Regions from separate parts of the Homo sapiens genome. Here region 1 is linked to region 2. A link is an interaction called in ENCODE POLR2A ChIA-PET data of the cell type or tissue named here. Cell type or tissue: A673. All regions are shown on one strand. Links, peaks and the distances in the headings refer to the core of each region. The heading gives the core; the rest is flanking DNA. Region 1 overlaps STARD7 (StAR related lipid transfer domain containing 7). Region 2 has its middle 9.2 kb from the start of SNRNP200.

Region 1 (5,852 bases), core at 1,853-5,852, 130 kb after region 2:
CATTTTTGCTGTTTTTCTTTTCCAGAATGGCTTTGACTACTTACTAACATACAGTGACAATCCCCAAACGGTGTTTCCTCGCTACTGTGTTAGTTGGATGGTTTCCAGTGGTAAGTAAGGGCAAGTATACAGGGCCTGGAACCTGGGTTGAGCATTTTGTTTTTCTCTATTTCCTAATGGGGAAATAAAACGTCTCTTCTGGTTCTTCTTTTTTTTTTTTTTCTGAGACAGAGTTTTCACAACCCATGCTTTGGGAACACATTCCGGGAGGCAGCTCTTATTCACAGGCTAGTCAGGTTGTGATCTTTATAAGGAAGAACTAGTTCCCTACCATCAAAGAAATAGGGTCTTCTCATTTTGAGCCTACTGTTGGTTTGTATGTCAGCTTAACCTGATTCTCGTCTCCTGACAGGCATGCCAGATTTCCTGGAGAAGCTGCACATGGCCACTCTGAAAGCCAAGAATATGGAGATTAAAGTAAAGGACTACATCTCAGCTAAGCCTCTGGAAATGAGTAGTGAAGCCAAGGCCACCAGCCAGTCCTCTGAGCGAAAGAACGAGGGCAGCTGTGGCCCTGCTCGGATTGAGTATGCTTGACAGGCTTTGGGATAAGAAGGGACAAGGTGCTTCTAGCCCTGTCTCAGTCCGTTATCACTCTGCTGTAGAAGGGGGACATGCCACATGTATTAGAAGGCATCTGCTGTAACTTCCAGTGCAAGATAATTCAATAACTGATGTCCCATTTCATTCAGAGCCCTTATTGCTCTTATCAAAACAGAAGAAGGCTACATTTGTGGGAGTGTTGTCATATTCTCAGGCCAACTGTTTTGAAATTCGGTATCTCACTGAGCTAATCTGGAACAAACCTCTCACCTCAGGCCAGAAGGGGATGACCTCCATTTGCTTCTCTGAGTAGTTTCCTCTGCTGACATTCCAAATCCCACCATCGATTGTGCAGCGCTTTGGATTTCCTTCAGTTCTCCAGGTCCACCTGGAAAGTATAGTTGGCCAGTTGAGTCTCTCAAATGAGGGGCTACTGGGAGTGCTCTTGGTAACAATCATGATGTGAATGGGTGTGAACGATACTTGGCTATGTTAAGTGCCTTGTCCGCACCTTGCTTTTATCTCTAGAGACATGAAGTTATTATTAATTTTTTTTTTTTTTAAGTAGAGATGGAGTTTCACTCTGTTTCCCAGGCTGGTCTTGAACTCCTGGGCCATGCCTGGCCAGGGACATGAATTTGTACAAAGAAATTTCCCTCCCTGCCTGCACAATATCACCCATTGACTCACCTTATCCAAAGCAAGTTTCCTGTGAATCGGCCAGTTCTTCTATATTCATTGGATCATTGCCTCCTTCCTAACCTTCCCCATTTACCAAGAACACTGGGAGACTAATCCTTTTAGATAGTAGCTTTTTGATGCTCAAAACATCACATTTAAATTTAGTTTAAAAATTTTTTAACTTTTGTGTCAAATAGGAGTTGAGGAATTGAGCAGGATTCTACCCTAGTCCGATTGTATAGAAAACACCATTTTGATTCAGGTATTATTTTTCATATTTCAGGTTTGACTTGTTCTTTTCAGAAGGCTAAAGTCAGAGGAATGGGGGCTGGGCCACTCCCTTGGAGCTCTCAGATCTACAGACAAGCTGTGTGAATGCATAGATGTAATCTTGTCTCAAATACTAATACAGTGGAGATTTGGTTTATGTTACCATTAAGTTCCTCTAAAAAGTTTTTCTTCCTCTCTTCAGAGCCAAAATAAAAGTGAACTACACTGTTCAGATAAGGTCACAATCTGATGCTGTCAGTTTGACCGAGCTGGTTTTGCTTATGGTCATGCTGCAATTTGTTAGAATAATAGGGATCAAGTTTTAAATCCTCCTCCTTCCCTTTTTTCTGGAGTCTTGAGGGCCAGAGTTTTTGTTTTTGTTTTTGTTTTTGTTTTCCTGCTTGCTACTGTTTTGTGGTGTTGAAAAGTGGTTTAAACCTGAGACTAACTTAAACACTTCCTTGACCTTCTTGTTGCCTGTTCATTTTTGTGCCAAGGAAGTAGCTGCCCCAGTGTATGTCTTGCCTTCTCCGCGTCATTGTTGGAAGAGGAGAGATGCATCGAGCAGTCCCAGCTGCTTTTCATTTATTACTTCTTCTTTCCAGGACCTGACAGAAGTCAGGGAAGAGTCCCTGGGTTATGTCCAAACTTAGCACCTGCAATTGTTGGGATGTGGATGGATGTGTGCATAAGAGAGAGAGAGAATATGTGTGTGTGTGTGTGCGTCTGCGAGCGCACACACATGCACAAGTGCGAAGGAGTTGCGGTTGCTCCATGTTCTGACTTAGGGCAATTTGATTCTGCACTTGGGGTCTGTCTGTACAGTTACTCATGTCATTGTAATGATTTCACTCCTAACTGTGACATTTTTATCAAATGTGTGAATAAATACATAAAGATTGGTACAAAAAAAAGTGTTTGTCTTTGGACAAATGGTGGTGGAAAAATCTTGCATATTGGACTTACCATTTCTTTCTGATCACAAAGTTGAAAAGAATTTTACTCTGAGAGTTGGGAGGTGGAAGTGGCAGGGCTTGTTCATTCTTGGTAGATAGTGGCTGACACAGTTTGCCTAGACCACGAGCCCTTTCCAAGTGACCTGCTTGGCAACTGAAAATAAACCACCTATGTCCACTTCCCTAGCTTGATATACTGACCCATATCCTTTCCCTTTAAAAAAAGATCACTTTGGAGGGAGCAGTGCTAGAGCTTAGCAGACGGTAGAAATCAGGAGGGACAGAAGCAGGCCTGAGGTCTAGGGTTGAGGTTGAGGAGAGGGTCAAGTCAGCGCTCTTGGCGGAGGGGCAGTCCTGCTGGCATGCTCTGAGCATAACATGAGTTTATGTGTAATTTTGCCTGTGGGAAGCACTAGGTGAACACAAAAGCACACCCAGTTGAACTGAGCTGCATAGGAACACACAAGGCACACGTCCCTGTGTGGTGTACCATCTGATTCCAGAGAACCGCACGCCCCATCTCATGCTTGCAAGCCGCAGCCCTTCCATCGGCCATCCTGGCTCTGCCTCACACTCTGCTCTTTATTCTCTTTCAACCTCATTTGTGTTTTACCTCTCTAATTTTTTTTTTTTTGAGACGGAGTCTCACTCTCGCCTAGGCTGGAGTCCAGTGACGAGACCTCGGCTCACTGCAACCTCTACCTCCCGGGTTCGAGCAATTCTCCTGTCTCAGCCTCCCTAGTATCTGGGACTACAGGTGTGTGCCACCAAACCTGGCTAATTTTTGTATTTTTAGTAGAGATGGGCTTTCACCATGTTAGCCAGGCTGGTCTCGAACTCCTGGCCTTAAGTGATCCACCCACCTTGGCCTCCCAAAGTGTTGGGATTACAGGCGTGAGCCACCGTGCCCGGCCTATAACATTTTTAAGTGACAAAATTTTAGAAATGGAAGATTGATTTAGAAATGGCCGGGCGCAGTGACTCATGCCTGTAACTTTCGGGGGCCGAGGCTGGTGGATCACCTGAGATCGGGAGTTCAAGACCAGCCTGACCAACATAGAGAAACCCCGTCTCTTCTAAAAATACAAAATTAGCTGGGTGTGGTTGTGCATGCCTGTAATCCCAGCTACTTAGGAGGCTGAGGCAGGAGAATCACTTGAACCCAGGAGGCAGAGGTTGCGGTGAGCCAAGATCACGACACTGCACTCCAGCCCAGGTGACAGAGCAAGACTCTGTCTTAAAGAAAAAAAAAAAACCACATAGACCAGGCAGGGTGGCTCACACCTGTAATCCTGACACTTTGGGAAGCCGAGGCAGGCGGATCGCCCGAGGTCAGGAGGTTGAGACCAACCAGGGCAATATGGTGAAACCCCGTCTCTACTAAAAATACAAAAAAATTAGCTGGACACAGTGGTGGGTACCTGTAATCCCAGCTACTCAGGAGGCTGAGGCGAGAGATTTGCTTGAACCCGGGAGGCAGAGGTTTCAGTGAGCCAAGATCACACCATTGCACTCCAGCCTGGGCAACGAGCGAAACTCGAAAAACCAAACAACAAACCAGAGCAACACCAGGGATCCCTTGCGATGCTGGTCTACCACCACAGTCAACTGTGGTGTTAGATACACAAAACTACACTGGTGATAAAATTTTAAAGCTTTTTTTTTTTTTTTTTCCCGAGACAGAGTCTCGGACTGTTGACCGGGCTGGAGTACAGTGGCTCGATTTCAGCTCACTGCAACCTCTGCCTCCTGGGTTCAAGCTATTCTGCCTCAGCCTCCCAAGTAGTTTGGATTACAGGTGCCTGCCACCACGCCCTGCCAATTTTTTGTATTTTTAGTAGAGGTGGGTTTTTACTATGTTGGCCAGTCTCAAACTCCTGACCTCGTGATCCGCCCGCCTGAGCCTCCCAAAGTGCTGGGATTACAGGCATGAGCCACTGTGCCCGGCTAAAATTTTATAGCTTTTTTTTTTTTTTTTTTTGAGACAGAGTTTTGCTGTTGTTGCCCAAGCTGAAGTGCAATGGCACAATCTCGGCTCACCACAACCTCCGCCTCCCGGGTTCAAGCGATTCTCCTGCCTCAGACCCCTGAGTAGCTGGGATTACAGGCATGCGCCACCACCCTGGCTAATTTTGTGTTTTTAGTAGAGACGGGGTTTCTCCATGTTGGTCAGGCTGGTCTTGAACTCCCAACCTCAGGTGATACACCTGCCTTGGCCTCCCAAAGTGCTGGGATTACAGGTGTGAGCCACCGTGCCCGGCAAATTTTATAGCTCTTTTTTTTTTTTTTTTAGATGGAGTGTCTTGCTCTGTTGCCCAGGCTGGAGTGCAGTGTCGCAATCTCAGCTCACTGCAAGCTCCACCTCCCGGGTTCACGCCATTCTCCTGCCTCAGCCTCCCAAGTAGCTGGGACTACAGGTGCCTGCCACCACGCTTGGCTAATTTTTTGTATTTTTAGTAGAGTTGGGGTTTCACCGTGTTAGCCAGGATGGTCTTGATCTCCTGACCTCGTGATCTGCCCATCTTGGCCTCCCAAAGTGCTGGGATTACAGGCGTGAGCCACTGCGCCCAGCCCAATCTTTCTTCTTTTTCTCTATGTTTTCTCTCACTTTGTCTTATCTTTTGTTCTCTTCCTCTTCATGCAGGGTGGTACGCGTGGGAGCTGGGTGGGCTGTCCAGTGTGTTTCTGCCTGCAAATTGCAGGTCAAGGTAGACTGCTTTATTTCTTAACCATTGACATATTTGAAACTGGTACCTTTTTATGTGTCACAAAGATTTGAGTATTGCACACCTAAACCCATTTCTCTATAGGCCTTGCAGTTTTTGTTGTGTGGTTTGTGTAGACATGTTGTGAGACAGCAGCACTGAGTGTTCTATGAACAGGAGAACCAAATAATAGGAAAGTAGTGATGCTTTAATAGCTAGCGTGGGCTTAGCTATCACAGCGTGGTGACCGTGGGTTGAGTGTTAGTATGAGGTTTTCATTTTAAAAAATGTATATATATATAGAAAAAGACGAAGAAACTACGTTGTATACCCTTCCCTTTGCTGGTGTTTAACATCTGCTGTGTGTGCTTTCTCTTTCTATATACACAGTGTCATGATCATTTGAAAGTAGGATGCAAACATCATGGTATTTCACCCCTAAACAGTTGAGCATGCTTTTTATAATACAGGTGTTCTGTGTAGCCACAATACCATGAGCACACAAGATAAATAACAATGCCACAATATCTAATAATGCAGTTCATATTAAAATTTCCAAAATGACTTTTATAGCCTCCCCAACCCAAGATTAATTATCGTGTGTTGCATTTGTCTCTTTGGCCACTTTTTTTTTTTT
Region 2 (7,924 bases), core at 1,650-5,649:
ACCATCTTGGCCAGGCTGGTCTTGAACTCCTGAGCTCAAGTGATTCGCCGGCCTTGGCCTCCCAAAGTGGTGGGATTACAGGTGTGAGCCACAGTGCCCTGCCAACCCAGATTTTTAAATACAGCACTAGAATAAGATGAAAGCAAAATGGTTGTAATCCCAGCACTTTGGGAGGCCAAGGCTCGTGGATCACCTGAGGCCAGGAGTTTGAGACCAGGCTGGCCAACATGGTGAAATCCTGTCTCTACCAAAAGTTCAAAATTAGCTAGGTGTGGGGATGCATGCTTGTAATCCCAGCTACTTGGGAGGCTGAGGCAGGATACTTGCTTGAACCCGGGAGGCAGAGGTTGCAATGAGCCGAGATCATACCATGCACTCCAGCCTGGGCAACAAGAGCAAAACAACATCTCAAAAAAAAAAAAAAAAAAAAAAAAAAAAGATGAAAGAGAAATGCCTTTACAATTTTGAAGGAAAATGGTATCCAGTCCAGAATTTTATACTCAGCCAAAGTATCAAACACGTGTGAGAGTAGAATAAAGACAATTTGGGCCATGCCAGGTTTAAAAACAAATATCTAGCCAGGCACGGTGGCTCATGCCTGTAATCCCCAGCACTTTGGGAGGCCGAGGTGGGCGGATCACCTGAGGTCAGGAGTTCAAGATCAGCCTGGCCAACATGGCGAAACCCTGTCTCTACTAAAAATATGAAAATTAGTCGGGTGTGGTGGTGGGTGCCTGTAATTTCAGCTACTCAGGAGGCTGAGGCAGGAGAATCATTTGAACCTGGAAGGCGGAGGTTTCAGTGAGCCAAGATCACACCACTGCACTCCAGTCTGGGTGACAAGAGCCAAACTCGGTCTCAAACAGAAGCAAGTATCTTCCTTGTGCTCTTCTCAAAAAACTGTCCTGGTCTATACCGCAATGCTGCCAATGCCAGACTGCCTTGACCTTTGTGCTTCCGGGAACTGCTTTGTGGCTTTGCCTTCTCACAGCTGGAGTGACCCCCATAGGCTCTCAGGGATGCTGAGGCCAGCTTCCAGGGCAGAACTCTGTGTCATCTCCTCTCCTGGGCCTCCATCTAATGGGGCCATATAGCCCCACATAGCAAGCACAAAAAATGCTGAGTTTGTGCTTGCTACTAACTTTTTCAAAACTGAGCAATATATTGTTCAGATTTCTTTTTTTCTTTTTTTGAGACAGAGTCTTACTCTGTCACCCAGGGTGGAGTGTAGTGGTGCCATCTCGGCTCACTGCAACCTCTGACTCTGGGTTCAAGCGATTCTTGTGCCTCAGCCTCCCAAGTAGCTGGGATTACAGGCGCGTGCCACCATGCCCAGCTAATTTTTGTGTTTTTTTGGTAGAGCTGGAGTTTCACCATGTTGGCTAGGCTGGTCTGTTGTTCAGATTTCATACATACATAGCAAAATCATAAAGCATGAGAATGACTAACATAAAAGTTAAGAAAGTGGTTGCCCCTGGTAGAGGGAGATGAGAGAGAGAAGCAACTGGGGAGGGCCCCCAGGAGTTTCATGAGGTCCTTGGGTGGTAGGCACCCTGCTGTTTGCTTTCTTTCCCTATCTCTTTGCTGCATTGGTATTGCTGCCTATCTCCTTGGCTTTCCCATGGGATGTTGCCCATCTGTTTATGACATGGGCTGGGGATGTTCTAGGATGGGGAGACTACATCACAGATCACACCTCAATGAAGGGCAACAACAGCAGTCACCATTGTAGGTGTTTTATGTGTATTAACTAATTTGATCTTTTCAACATTATCCCTATTTATAGATAAAGTACTGGAGACCCAGATAGTACCAAGCAATTCAGTGTTTTCTGAAGGAAGACAAGTCAGAAGGGTGGCTTGCACCTGCAATCCCATCACTTTGGGAAGCTGAGGCCAGAGGATAGTTTGAGCCCAGGAGTTCGAGACCAGCCTGGGCAACATAGCCAGACCCCCCTCCCTGACATCTCTACAAAAATAAAAATTAAAAAATTAACTGGACATGGTGGCGAGTGCCTGTGGTCCTAGCCACTTGGGAGGCTGAGGCAGGAGGCTCACCTGAGCCCGGGAGTTGAAGTTGGAGGTTGCAATGAGCTATGATCGCATCACTGCACTCCAGCTGGGGTTAGAGTGAGACTTTGTCTTAATAATAATAATAAAGAAAGGCAAATCAAATGTTCAATGCAACTGCATTTTAAGAGCAAGTTTAGAAACCAAAACTTAATCAATAACCCTGTAACTAATAACAATATATATTTTAGTCCCACGTTGAGACAGAGCATGTAGAATGGAGAAAAGACAAAGGAACTAAGTGGGAATGGGAAGGACAAATAGCGGGGAACAAGGGAAGGGCAGTCTTTTCTAGTGCCTACCAGGTTTTCACCTTATCCAGGGGCCAAGAGACCAGCTCTCCAGGGACTAAAACTAGATCCATGAGGACTTGCTTCCACAGAAACCATGTAGAATTTGGGGCCCTGAGTTGTAGAGGGAGTGGAGTTCCCTCCATGTGGATGAGGAGGGGGTGGAGGGTCTGTGTGTCCATCTATTCACTCTTGAAGGGCTCTGGTCCCTGCTTCTACTGAGGTGGTGACCCCTTTATGTTGCCAGCGTCAGATTTCCTGTTTGTGATGCCCTTTAGTTTCTGGCTGTGTTTGCCTGCCTAGGCTTTGTCCTCAGGCTCATCCAGTAGCTGGGATTTTTCTGGCCACAGCCTCCTCTGATTCTGGCCCTGAGGGACTGAGTGTCTTTTATTTCAGGCTGCTCTAAAACCACTCCAGCTGCGCCTAGCACCGCTTCCTGCCACAGGACCGGGGAGGATGGTGACTTGGGTTCCTGTAACAAAGCCCCTTCCGTGAAGTTCCCCAACATACTCAGCTTTTTCCTTAACATAGCTGAGGTTGGGGAGGGGTCCAAAGAATCAGTCGCACAAAGGGAGAGAGCAGCTCTGTTCCAATAAACAAGATTTTGCACGCTCCAGTGCTTTCGGTCCACTGGAAGCTCTATATCCTCATTGCTGATGCCATTTGTCTCAGTTTTAGGGACCCAGTGACTCAGCACCCACAATCATGTTGCCTTTTGGCTGTGGCTGCAAGGCTTGCTGCCCCATAGTTATGACAACATTAAATCCTTTCCATCCAAACTGTCAAAAGTCTGGAATTTTACCCTACTTAAAAGATAGTTACTGTTGCTGTTTCATGGATGCTGGCAGAAGACACAAGACTCCTGGGTCAGAGACAGAATAATTTATGACTCATGGCACAACAATCAGCACTAGCATCCTGTTTGTGTCAATTCTCCTTGCTCTCTCAAGTCCCACAGGGGCAACATGGAGAGGCCCAGGTGGATGCTATGCATGGTACGGTTTGCATTGCAGACAAGGAATTCTGATTTCAGGGAAACTACCTATTTCATGGCCATTCTTCTCTTTGTCCTGATGGAAGACATTACCTTATCCCTCAAGGTTGCCCACTACACATACAGCTCTGGGAAAGGGCCTAGGAAAGTGTGGCCAGGGCCTTGCATTCCTGGCACACCCAGCAAGAACATGCAGGCATGCTCTGGACCATGCAGATTGCCTTTCCCAACACTGACCTCAGACGGTGCTGAAGAATAAAATAGGTTAAATGCCTGGCACATAATAAACTCAACCAATGCCAATAATTATATAATCATTCGAGTTGGTCAAAGAAATTAAGGCAGTTCTGACTACATCACACTCCTGAACATGTACAAAAAGTGACATGTATTAGTTGAATAAGAACTTAAACACAGCCGGGCATGGTGGCTCACACCTGTAATCCCAGCACTTTGGGAGGCCAAGGTGGGCAGATCGCTTGAAAGTCAGGAGTTTGAGACCAGCCTGGCCAACATGGTGAAACCTCGTCTCTACTAAAAATACAAAAATCAGCTGGGCATGGTCATGGTGGCCCATGCCTGTAATCCCAGCTACTTGGGAGGCTGAGGCAGGAGAATCACTTGAACCCAGGAGGCAGAGATTGCAGTGAGCCAAGATTGTGCCACTACACTCCAGCCTGGGTACCACAGCCAGACTCTGTCAAAAAAAAAAAAAAAAAAAGAACTTAAACACTATAAAGGAGAAGGGATCCCTTAAGTTTCTTTTGTCCTGAGACAAAATATATATAAAATATCTAATTACATCTTGCCTTTTAGATATTTTCTTCAATGACATTTCCAAATCATTTGTTCATACTCTCATTTTACTCTCCAACCGAATACATTAGGGATTGGCTTAAGTCCAATGAGCCCCAACTAGTGTGGCAAAGGTTTGTTACTTTTGGCCTGCTTATTGACTTCCAACCGTAGTAAATTATAAAACCTTTGCTTTTTCACTAATATCATCAGTTTTCGTTTTTAAAAGTACCCATTCAGGCCAGGCATGGTGGCTCAGGCCTGTAATCCCAGTGCTTTGGGAGGCCAAGGTGGGAGGATCGCTTGAAGCCAGCAGTTCAAGACTAGCCTGGACAGCAAAGCAAGACCCTATCTCTACAAACAAACAAACAAAAACAAACCAACAAATTAACCTGGCATGGTGACATGTGCCTGTAGTCTCAGCTACAGGCTGTGGAGGCTGAGGTGGGAAGATCACTGGAGCCCAGGAGTTTGAAGTTACAGTGAGCTATGATTGCACTGCTGCACTCCAGCCTGGACAACAGAGCCAGATCCCATCTCAAAAAGAATCCCACCCATTTAATAATCAGGGTGAAATGCAACAAAATATTTATTGCCCCAATGCTGCAGCACTGGCTAAGGCCAGAAGCAATGCCACTAGACTGTGCTGCTGTTGGAAGGGCGGGCAACTTGTCATCTGTCTGAAGAGTGCAGATGTCTATTATGAGAGGCAACTGTGGGGTGCCAGGCACAATGCATGGAGAACTGAGGATAACACCATCAGCTCAAAGATTGCCCATCCTGTGTTGGGCTCTGGCAGGAATTCGCACTTGAGGCTTTCACTAAACCTGCCCTCAGTTGCCTCTGTCTGCCTCCAAGAAGAGCTTATGCTTGGTGACCCTCTTCACAATAGGCACAGTCACCAGTGCATGGAGGGCACTGTATCCACGTCTGTTGGCTTATTTTTTTAAAACTGTTTTTTAGAGGCAGGGTCTCACTATGTTGCCCAGGCTGGTCTCAAATTTCTGGGCTCAAGCAATCCTCCTGCCTCAGCCTCCCAAAGTTCTGAAATTAGAGGAATGAGCCACTATGCCCAGCCTTACTGGCTTATTAAAAAGTTGGTGGTGGCTGGGCATGGTGGCTCACACCTATAATCCCAGCACTTTGGGAGCCAAGGCAGGTGGATCACTTGAGGCCAGCTGACAGCATTCTGGGAACAGCCACCCAACCTAGTCATGTTATTGAATATACCCAGTGCTGGCAACCTGTTATCTCTGCATGAGGCCTGGAGTTTGGGAAACAGTCAGCAGTCATTCAGAACCAAGTTTACTGGGTGGAAGGGCCATCAGGTTGGGTAAGATCATTTGGGATAAGAAAGGATAGATATGACCAAGAATGGGGCAGTTTTCCTTTGTGAGTCATAAAATTGCCTCCAAACACAGAGTGTTTAGAAATGTTTTTAGGAAACAGCGCTGTTGGATAAAACCTTACACTTGCTATTTCCTGGCATGGTTCTAGGTGCCAGACAACCCTATGGCGTAGGTAAAACTATCCCTGTTAGGCCCAGAGTAGCTAAAAATAGGCCTAAGATCACACAGGTAGTAAGGGGTGAAGCTGGGATTTGAACCCAGATGGTCTACCAGAAGAGTCTATACTTTTAACCACCTCATGAAACTGCCTCTTGGTTAAAAAAGACCATTGCCTCCTAAAGTGAAGACCTGGAAGGGAACAAGCCTGTTTAGAAACACACCAGATAGGCCGGGTGCAGTGGCAGACTCATGGCTTATCTGTTTTCTCTTTTTGCTTTCCTTTGGTCCCGCCAGCCTGACTCCTTTTCCTTAATTAGGACTCCACACCCAGCACTGTGAGAATAACCTTTCTGAAGCTCAGCTCTGTGAGGACACCCCCGTGCATAGGGGGTGAAAACAGAAGGCCTGGCTTTGCAGCAGATGAGGCCAGACAAGTCAAATACCTTCTTGGGGCCTTGAGTTCTTCATTGGTAAAATGGGGGACATCAATATATTTCACAGGGCTGCATGGGGATTCAATGAGTTAATGTATGCTAAAGTGGAACTTTACAAATGCTTGTCACATGTACACTAAATTTTTGCTTAATCTAAGTGTTCTTCTGTCTAATCAAATACATGCTATGAAGATGTTAAAAACAAATAAAACTCCCCAGACAAGAAACATGCTATGGCTTCCCGTTGTCTCCTAAATAAAGGAAAAACTCTTCACAATGGCATTTTTTTTAACAGAGAGATTACAGATTCTCTCTCTCTCTGTCATCACATTGTTTCATTCTTTACATTTGCCCTGCAGTCAGCTTAATGGAGCTCTTAACAGTACCCAAGATACACCTCTGTCTTCCCGCCTTCATGCTTCTTCTTTTTCTCTGTCCCTTTGAAATCCCCCACCTCCTGCCTCTACGGAAATCCTTAGCCACCCTTTGCATTACAGCTATAAAGCCTCACAGGCTCTCCTAAGTCAGAAGTGATTTCCCACAGAATGCAGATGACTGCATTCTGCTTTTTCTTTTTCTTTTTCTTTTTTTCTTTTTCAGAGATGTAGTTCTTGTTAACGTTGCCCAGGCTGGAGCGCAGTGGCTACTCAGAGGCATGATCATACCGCACTATAGCCTGGAACTCCTGGGCTCAAGCAATCCTCCTGCCTCCGCCTCACAGGTGTGCACCACCATATTTGTAGTTTTACTTCTCCTGTGAGACTTTAACTTCTCAAGGGTCTTTTCTATGCCTTGTCTTTCTCTGAGTCCCTAAAAGTGCTCACAGAGCACATACAAATATTTGAGACGTAATTAAATGAAGTGACAGGTCTTTAGATACAGAAATGCAGGACACAGGCAGAAGTCTGGGTAACCTGTGCAGGCCTGGGGCTGGGGAGTAGTGAATTCAGAAGGTCATCTTTGGAGAGAGACAGCACATGGACTAAAACGAAGCTAAAGCCCCTTGCTCTGAGCCCATCTTGGTAACTAATGCCATCCCTGGGGTCTGTAACTGCCAGGGTGCCCCCAGTCCTTTAGCTTCCTGAGGATAATCCTCTATTAAAAATTGTCTAAAAACAGGCCGGGCATGGTGGCTCACACCTGTAATCCAGCACTCTGAGAGGCGGAGGCGGGAAGACTGCTTGAGGCCAGGAGTTCAAGACCAGCCTGCATAACACAGCGAAACCCCATCTCTACCAAAAATACAAAAATTAGCTGGGTGTGGTGGTGCATGCCTGTAGTCCCAGCTACTCAGGAGGCTGAGGTGGGAGGATGGTTTGAGCCCAGAAGAGGTCAAGGCTACAGTGAGCTGAGACTGTGTCACTGCATTCCAGCCTGGGCAACACAGGCAGACCCTGTTTAAAAAAAATTGTCTAAAAACAACTTTAGAGAGATAAAAGCTATAAACTATAAAATTCTTTCACTTATTTATTTATTTTTTTGAGACGTAATCTCACTCTGTCAGCAGGCTGGAGTGCAGTGGCACGATCTCAGCTCCCTGCAACCTCTGATTCCCTGGTTCAAGCGATTCTCCTGCCTCAGCCTCCTGAGTAGCTGGGATTACAGGCACGTGCCACCACACCCAGCTAATTTTTTTGTATTTTCAGTAGAGACAGGGTTCCACCATGTTGGCCAGGATAGTCTCGATCTCCTGACCCTGTGATCCGCCCGCCTTGGCCTCCCATAGTGCTGGGATTACAGGTGTGAGCCACTGTGCCCAGCCTAAGAATTCTTTCATTTAAAATGTACTGTTTGGGCTGGGTACAGTGGCTCATGCCTGTAATCTCAGCACTTT

The links. ChIA-PET counts read pairs that join two places held together with the same protein. Peaks named below come from ENCODE experiments on the same cell type or tissue, not always from the same donor. Only the 100,000 strongest peaks of a DNase experiment are listed, where the experiment ranks them.
Region 1: POLR2A ChIA-PET joins it to region 2 with 6 read pairs; 4 of 35 experiments call an interaction of 5 or more read pairs at or near these places.

What each region holds. Positions count from the first base shown.
Region 1 is chr2:96,181,475-96,187,326 of GRCh38, reverse strand. It overlaps STARD7 (StAR related lipid transfer domain containing 7), which reads left to right. Exons shown (of 8, transcript NM_020151.4): 7 at 26-110; 8 at 413-2,468. The coding sequence ends at 597. Among named protein-coding and RNA genes, the nearest start is that of STARD7-AS1, 24 kb to the left of the region's middle. In A673, for the core only: no CTCF peak of the experiment used is centred there; no DNase peak of the experiment used is centred there.
Region 2 is chr2:96,310,818-96,318,741 of GRCh38, reverse strand. No RefSeq gene overlaps it. Among named protein-coding and RNA genes, the nearest start is that of SNRNP200, 9.2 kb to the right of the region's middle. RefSeq lists an enhancer at 2,665-2,714. In A673, for the core only: no CTCF peak of the experiment used is centred there; a DNase peak (open chromatin) is centred at 3,221.